2 separate regions of the Homo sapiens genome follow, and region 2 is linked to region 1. A link is a loop called in an ENCODE intact Hi-C map of the cell type or tissue named here. Cell type or tissue: heart left ventricle. All regions are shown on one strand. Links, peaks and the distances in the headings refer to the core of each region. The heading gives the core; the rest is flanking DNA. Region 1 has its middle 6.2 kb from the start of PIK3CG. Region 2 overlaps LINC02577 (long intergenic non-protein coding RNA 2577).

Region 1 (4,396 bases), core at 319-4,318:
TCCCTCTAGTCACATAGATAGGCTGTATTTCCCAGCCAATCCCATGGTTAGATGGGTCATGGTGACAGAGTTCTGGCCAACGGAAAATGGGCACAAAAATGTGAGCCATTCTCAGACCGAATGGAGAACTCAAGGCCCAAGGGAAAATCAGAACCACCAACTAGAAGGAGGCAGGTCCAGAATGAATGATTAGAACAGCTCCTCTCCATCCAACCTGCATGGGACTATAGGGTGAAAAAGAAATATGCCACTGAGATTTTGTTACAGCGATCAGCACAGTTAGCATAACATAATGAATATGTTAAGACTATTTCATTTGTCTCAGAGAACTATGTCAAAGATTAAAACTGGCAGGGGTGGGGGTGGAATGTTAAGTATACTTGAATAAAGCCATGATTTTAAAAAGAAAGCAGGGGGTCTTTAGAGATGTACTGCATCCCCTCACCTACTCCCACTTCCACCCTGTTCAATTTAGTTCTTCGTAATTATTTACCAATGTCTACAAATGAAGGCCATGTTTCTTGCCATGGCCTTCTCAGGAACACCATGGCTTGACCAGAGCCCACCCTCCTTGGGCCTCCTCTCCCATTCAAGGCTACTTAAGTGAATGAATTTCACTCTTCTGAACTTTGGCTGCCTTACACTATTCCCTCTCTGGAATGCTCTTTCCCCTCACCCCTGCCTAGCTGAATTGCGCTGTTCTCCCTGCCACTTCTACTGCGGCCTTTCTGCTGGAAGGCTCAGTTGGAAAGGGCAGCATCCTGCTGTGACTCCTGCAGCCCTTTCCCTGTACAGCCCGGAGGACACTTCTTACATGCCATGCTTTGTGATGATGACAGGTGCATATCTTCTCTGCCCTGCTAGGTTTCAAGTTCCATGCACACAGAAACTCCATGTGCCATTATATAAGATATTCAATAACAAATGCTTAATGAATGCATGAACACAATGCACTCATGGCATTCATTTATTGCATAAGTCAATGAATAATTGAATGGAATGCCACAACATCAGCTTGAATGGAAGACCCCTTTCCCTCCAAATGAGTCTGAATTACCCGTGGCCCCCAGCTAATATAAAGATGGAGCCACTATGCCAAGGGCAGAGCTTATGAGAGGCAAACCCAACAATTCCAAACTAGGCTCCACTTGAAACATCAAGGTTCACATGGAAAGGAGTCTGCAAGAATGTAGCAGGAAAAGGAGGGTGGGGTGGGCGAGGAACACTCTTAATTGTTTAAGAAAGTATGGCCAGGTACAGTGGCTTATGCCTGTAATCCCAGCACTTTGGGAGGCCAAGGCTGGAGGATTGCTTGAGGCCAGCAGTTCGAGACCAGCCTGGGCAACACAGCGAGACCCATTTCTATGACAAATTTAAAAATTAGCCAGGCATGGTGGTGCACCACCTCTAGTCCCAGCTACTTGGGAGGCTGAGGTGGGAGAAACTGCTTGAGCCAGGGAGATGGAGGCTTCAATAAGCCCTGTTTGCATCACTGCACTCTAGCCTGGGAGACACAGTGAGAACCTGTCTCCAAAAAAAAAAAAGAAAAGTATGAAAGTATGGAAAGTAGCTTAAATCTTCAGGTAAAATTAATTTTTGACATTCACATACAGAAAAGTGATCATTGAGTGCACAAGCTTTGTATGTGCCAAGCTTCATGAACTTCCACAAACTGATCATAAGCTAGGCCGGCACCGCATCAAGAAACTACCAGCAACCCAGAAGCTCCTCCCTTTCAGGTTGTACATACTATTTTAAAAGAAAAGGAGGCAAGAGGGGAGGAGGAGAGAATGAAAAAGGCTGGAGGAATGGAGACTGCCAAGGCATCTATTTGAAAAGAAAATGAGAACCGCTATGGCAGCAGAGGGGCACACCCGGGGGAACTCGAGCCCTCACTGAGACACACCCTGCAAGGCATTTCCCAATCTGCAGAAAATTCTCACTTGATTCAACAGACACACATGATGGGTAATTCCAGAAAATGCAGGCCAAGCTTTGAAGGCAAAAATATTCCTCCTAGGTATAGAGCAAGGCAGGTAGAGATCCCTTCCTGTCCCGCCCCAGGTCCCTGCAGGAGCTAGTGCCCGTGGCCCGCAAGGTCCTTGTCTACCCATCAGAGAAGAAAGCAGTACAGAGGCCACTGGAATAAAGTTGATTTTTGCTTGAAAAGAAGAAGAAGGAGGTGCAGGGCCGTGGCCTCACAGTGACCCGGCTCACCCTCCTGGGGACCAGAAAAGCACTTGGCTCCCGGCCAGCCCCAACACCCACTTCCCAGCCCAAGCCTGCTTTGCTCCTGTGACCTTTTTCTGAACCTGGAGAGGTGGGGCACCCTCTTGGCTTCCTTCCAGCTGGATGTGACTCCTGCCAGACTCAAAGCTGAGAACCCAGGGCTTTGGAAGGAACAATGTTCCCTAAGAAGGCCTGAGAAGCAGCTCCTATTATAATCTCCCTTCCAGCCTCAGGGCCAGGGATTTGAGAGCAGACTCCAACTAAGCTGGTCTACTCATTCTTCCTCTCTCCTAGGACCCTCTGCTATGCTCTTGAACAGGGAAAATCCTATGAAGGAAGGAAACAGATTTGGTTCGGAAACTACTCCCTTATTGCAATCAGCTTTGTCTCTGTCAGGATCATGGTGTGTGTGTGAGACGTGGATGAGACAGTTAGGTAGGTGACTAGATAGGTGCATAGGTAGGTAGATAAAATTCCTTAGCAGCAAGCAGGTAATTCTGAAGGCAGGGACTCAGGGATGGGTCTGGATATCCATTCCATGGGAGGATTTCTGGCTCACAGGACACGGTACCAACGGTCTTTGGTCTTATACTTCAGTCAATATTAGGAATGGAACAACAAAGAAAACTACTAAATTGGACCAAATAAGAGCTATAAAGGAGATGTTTCTAAAGGATTGTGGTTTCTTATAATGTCAAACTAGGTTCCCTCCTAAGTTCCACACCCTACAGACCATTTTCCTCCCAAGTTTCACATTGCAAGGTTTGAAGAGGAGGCAGATTGGAGAGTTTTACGTTACATGGTTACATGGAAGGGAGGGGCTGTCTGGGTTTTGGTTAGTCTGGGAGGCTTTGCGAATATCACTCAGTACTCCCATTGCTTCCTGTAAATACAAAGGAATCCAATGGCTTCCAAAAAGAGAGACTCTATACAAACTAACCATTCCACCAACATTTATCAAGGCCTTGGCTTTGTATGTGGCAAGCACTGTATTAAGCTCTGGGGAATACAGCGAGTCAATACAGAGCAGTCACTCAAAGAACCCAGTCGGGTAGAGGAGGCAGCCCAGTCACCAGCTGTCCTCACCCAGGAGAAGTGCTATGATGACTGCCACTTACCACCTGTGGCACCAAGGGCAAGCCACTCAACTTCTCTGTGCCTTGCTTTTAGCACCTGTAAGTGGAGACAATAGTAGTGCCTCTCCCCTTGGAAGGATGTGAGGATTAAATGAATGAATGTACTAAAGTTCTTAGATCAACGTAAGACTCAAAGAAAGTGCCATAAAAGAGTTTGTGAGCCAGGCACAGTGGTTCACGCCTGTAATCTCAACACTTTGGGAGGCCAAGGCAGGCAGATCACTTGAACCCAGGCGTTCCAGACCAGCCAGGGCAACATGGCAATATCTCATCTCTAGTAAATATACAAAAAATTAGCCGGGTATGGAGGCTCACACCTGTAGTTCCAGCTACTTGAGAGGCTGAGATGGGAGGATCACTTGAGCCCGGGAGGTCAAGCCTGCAGTGAGCTGAGATTGCACTACTGTACTCCAGCCTGAGCAACAGAGTGAGACCCTTCCCTAAAGAAGAGCTTCCACTTATTGGTGGTGATATTGTTATTGTGGTGGTTACTATTGGGAGAAAGCTTCCCTAACCCTATGCTTTCCTGACCAGAAAGCCCTCTCAGTGGAGGTTACTCACTCTGAATACCAATGAAGCAGGAGCTGGTCAAATGGCTGAGGGGATGAGAGAAGGGGGAGGGAGAGGAGAGAGAATGAGGGGAGGGAATAGGACATAGGGAGTGGCACACAGAGGCACAGAGGTGTGGTGGAACACAGAAGGTATGAAAGCAGAAATTGGTGGAATTCAATCATGGAAGGGAATTGGAAGAGGAGAATCTGGAAGAAAGAGTTAAGGATAGTTCATAAGGGATAAATCATAAAAGGTCTAAAGTATTATGCAGGCCAGGTGTGGTGGCTCACACCTGTAATCTCAGCACTTTTGGAGGCTGTGGCAGGTGGATAACTTGAGGTCAGAAGTTCAAGACCAGGCTGGCCAATGTGGTGAAACCCAGTCTATACTAAAAATACAAAAATTAGTTGGGCATGGTGGCGCATGCCTATAATCCCAGCTACTCGGGAGGCTGAGGCAGGAGAATCACTTGAACCTGG
Region 2 (4,396 bases), core at 152-4,151, 47 kb before region 1:
AAATACAAAAATTAGCCAGGCATGGTGGTGGGTGCCTATAATCCCAGCTACTCGGGAGGCTGAAGCAGGAGAATCACTTGAACCCGGGAGGTGGAGGTTGCAGTGAGCTAAGATCGTGCCATTGCACTCCAGCCTGGACAACAAGAGTGAAACTCCATCTCAAAAAAATAAAAATTTAATAACTATTTGTCAAACATATGTAGAAAAAAGTAACAAATTTCCATAAATATTGATAAGACTGATGAATACAATTGAGAAGCAATCAGCAAGGAACAAATTGGTGACTAAGTATTAGTATTATATACAGTATAGTAAGTTATAGATGAAATAGCATACCCAGTAGTAAAAATATAGTTACCATAAAGCGCAAGTACTTGATGCCTAAAATCTATTTCTATGAAAGTTTGTTCACAACTACATTCTATTTTTCTAAATACTAGTTATTAATAATATATTTGCCCACAAAAAAATGCTTTTACATATAATTACTTCATTTAAGCTTCACAAAAAGCCCATAGGCAGAGTGTTATTCTCTTCATTTTGATTTATGAGAAAAGGGCTCAAAAAATCCAGTGGCTTTCCTAAGGCTATACAGAAAAACTGAGACAGCCACCTACATCTTCCCTCTTAGGTCAAGTTTCCTAGAAGCAGAGCCTGACATGAGGATTCTCATGCTAGTAATTTATTGAGGGAGCGAACACCTGTATGTGCATAAGGGAAGTAGAATAGGACAGGGGAAGGGGCTGGGCTAAGATATGGGTCAGCTAGAGTTTATCACTAGCCTGATGCCGTGGGGAGCTCTGGAGCATGAGTGCTCCACAAATTTTTCCTGCCTTGAGACAAGAGAGCGAGGCTTTTATATCCCTTTATCAATCATTCATTGCCTCTTGCCCTCCAACCCCACCCCACCCCTGGTGGATGGAAGCTGCATCTCTGGGCAAGGAGCTTACACTCATGGAGTCTACAGCACCTGGAAGATGGGTACCATGGCCAGGTAATGGACTTCTGGGCCAAGCACCACCACTATCTACCACATCTTCTGAATCCAAGTCTACAATTGTTTTCATTATGTAACTTTTAATATTTTAAAAATTACATTTTATAATAATGATGAGCCTGCAATGTTTTCAAAGTCAAAAGATTTATTAAGCACTTACTCTGTAAGGATATAGGAGGATGAAAAAATTATGAAGAAAAAAATACAAAATCATGATTCAAGTAATTTTTTCATTCTTTTTGAGACAATCTTTGCATGCAAGTTTCCATTTCAAGAAGTTTTCCTCACTTCCCAGTGAAATGACATTACGTATATATAGATATACTCTATATATACATACACATATATATGTATATATGCATATATATATATATATACACATTGTATGTGTGCGTGTGTGTATGTGTGTAATTCTGAATAGGTTCTTAAAAAACAAAAAGGGAACTATATCAGTTAGAATTAGATTTGGCTATAGAACCAGCACAAAATGACAGTAGCTTAAACAAAACAGTTTCTTTTTCTCTCACATAAAAGAAATCTAGAAATAAGCATTTCAGAGCTGTTATGGTGATTATCACAGACCCTGGCTTCTTCCAGTTTTTACCTCCACCATTCTTCTTTGTGGTTCAATGTGATTGCTAGAGCTCCAGCTATTGCATTCGTGTCTCAGGCAGAAAGATGAAGAAAAAAGAAAGGAGGCCATGTTCTCTCTCTTTAAAGATATTAGTGTGTACTCCCACACGATTTCTGTTTATGTTTCATCGGTCAGAACTTAGTTACAGGGTCATATCTGACTGCAAATAATTTGGGGAATGTAGGGTTGTTGTTCTTTTGTGGGTTGTTTGTTTGTTTGTTTGTTTGTTTGTTTGTTTAGCTTGGCAGTCATGTGCCCAGCTGGAATTTGGGGTTCTCTTATTAAAGGAGAGATATTTGGGAGTAGACAACCAGCAGTCTCTGCCACAGACACCATTTTACTCCAGAAACTTTGAGGCTTTTTGGAAAATATGAAAAATCTAGGATCAGATTAAAGGAAAGCCAAGCAGAGCCTTCATTCTATTAAGTAAGTTGCCTTCCCCAACAGAGCTCCAGAAAAACCTCTTGCTCAAAAGCTGCAAGATCTGGAAACAAGGTGGGCCATGAGGTAAATACCAATGAAAAAAAGAAAAAAAAAAAAGGATGATGTACAGTTAAGCAGAGCAGCCAGCCCCATCCTTCCTCCTCCCCGGCCTCAGTGAGGTCTACTGCTAAATAAAGCAGTTGAGGGTTTGCCACGAGCTCCTCACATGGGTTGCACTTCTGACTACATTCTGGCTGCCACACCCAGCAGGGAGGGAAGAAAGGCTGAGCAACAGAGTGAAAATCACACACAAGCTCAGCCTCCATGCTCTGTAACTCATTCCTTCCTTCCCAGGGTATGACAGCTCCAACTGGGGTTGGATCCTTGCATCCTTGGATCCTACCGGCAGAGGCCGTTGAGAAAGCAGTTGACAAGGAGCACCAAAAAGACTTCAGAGACTTCAATGCCCTCAGATACCTCACCATCACATTGGTCCCTAAGCTTCACTACTTAAAGAAGGACTTGTACATGGAGACCTGAGTTTAGGGGTGCCACATTCCAAATGTTTTCCAGTGATGCTTTAACACCTCTTAAAAAATGGTGCCCATCTTTCTATGTCTGGTTGGTCTGTCCCCTTAATATGGCTCTCACTGGGTGGCACCTCACTGTGCTGTCTACATACTAACTACAGACATGATATAATAATTTAAAGATGATTTTAAAAGCTAATAGTGATATAAATGTACATTCTTCCCATCATGGAATACTGAACACATCAAGCCTGTTCCTGCTATAGGGACCTTTGATCAAGCTATTTCTCCTGCTTGGAAAGCTCTTCCCTCAAGCTTCACAAGGCTGGGTTCCCATCATTCTCCTTTTATCTCAAATGTTGCCTCCTTAGAGGAGTCTTCTTTAACCACCCCAATCTAAATTCATCATCCCCCACTCCAAGTGCCTCTCTGGTGTGCAGCCCTCACCAGACAACTGAACCTGCAGATTCCTTGGTCATGGACTTTCCAGCCTCTAGAACTGTAAGAAAATACATTTCTAGTTTTTACAAATCACCCAGTCTCAAGTATTCTGTTTCAGCAGCACAAAATAAAGTAAGACACTGTTACATATTTCATTGTCCATTAACAGTTGTGGGGTTTTTTTGTGTGTGTGCATGTGTGTGTGTGTGTGTATGTGTGTGTGTGGGTGTTTTCATAGTATGGGCCTGGTGCCGTGGCTCATGCCTATAGTCCCAGCACTTTGGGAGGCCGAGGCAGGTGGATCACTTGAGGCCAGGAGTTTGAGACCGGCCTGGCCAACATGCTGTAACCCTGTCTCTACTAAAAATACAAAAATTAGCCAGGCGTGGTGGTGCATACCTGTAATTCCAGCTATTCAGGAAGCAGAGGCATGAGAATCGCTTGAACTCAGGAGGCAGAGTTTGCAGTGAACCAAGATCACGCCACTGCACTCCAGCCTGAGTGACAGAGTGGGATTGTCTAAAAAAAAAATTAAAATAAATAAAATAAAATAGTATGCACTGAAGAGCATTGCCCCACAATTCATCTCAACATTACTAGATTAAATGATTTAAATTATTTGATGAGCTCATGTTTAATTTTAAAATTATAATGAATTATTAGCCTTTTGATAATATTTAATGTTCATTAATGAAATTTCAAACTCCACAACCCATTTTATTAACATAGCATGCATATTTCCTAATAAAACAAAGCTGTGAAGCATTCATTACCTACTAAAAATTACACAGTGGGACCGTTATAACTTATGTCTCATCTTCTCTCCTTTCAACTGGAAAAGTCCTGGAACATTTATCACGGGGAATAAGTAAGAAAGGAAGGGAGAAAATGAGTCACCTTCTATTCCTGCTAGCAAATTCTATTTGGCTTCTTCCACCACCACCTCCTGTCCATCCTTCTGGTGCAAAAGACCAGAGAAATTGGGGGACAGTAACAAGATAGTTGAAGGAGGTTACCAGAAGTTGCATCAGATGAAATAATCGGGAGAAAGAATTTGTAAAACGACACTTCCCAGTAAGATTCCCCACAAACGTAAACCCAGTCATTTGGGTCATTTGTGACTTTGATTGGCATATTCAAATTGTGCCAATCATTTGGCACAATTGTGATTGGCAGTCATTTGTGAGTTTCAGCATGAAACAGTGACAAGAATCTAGTCACCTCTGCAACAGAACATCCAGTAACTGACATTGACTGTCATCTCGGCAACACTATGACCTCATTACATACCTTTCTTTAGAAAGTTTACTGTCTCTTTTTAGATTCTCTTGGATTTTCAGTTAAAAACATCAAAGATAGTTTTATGTAATA

The links. A loop is a pair of places that touch in the nucleus more often than their neighbours do. Peaks named below come from ENCODE experiments on the same cell type or tissue, not always from the same donor. Only the 100,000 strongest peaks of a DNase experiment are listed, where the experiment ranks them.
Region 2: a loop joins it to region 1, with 6 times the contacts of the local background. A loop is called at or near these places in 2 of 110 quality-filtered maps.

Annotation. Positions count from the first base shown.
Region 1 is chr7:106,856,922-106,861,317 of GRCh38, forward strand. No RefSeq gene overlaps it. Among named protein-coding and RNA genes, the nearest start is that of PIK3CG, 6.2 kb to the right of the region's middle. In heart left ventricle, for the core only: no CTCF peak of the experiment used is centred there; a DNase peak (open chromatin) is centred at 2,250.
Region 2 is chr7:106,809,886-106,814,281 of GRCh38, forward strand. The region is part of intron 1 of LINC02577 (long intergenic non-protein coding RNA 2577); the gene reads left to right. Among named protein-coding and RNA genes, the nearest start is that of LINC02577, 37 kb to the left of the region's middle. In heart left ventricle, for the core only: no CTCF peak of the experiment used is centred there; no DNase peak of the experiment used is centred there.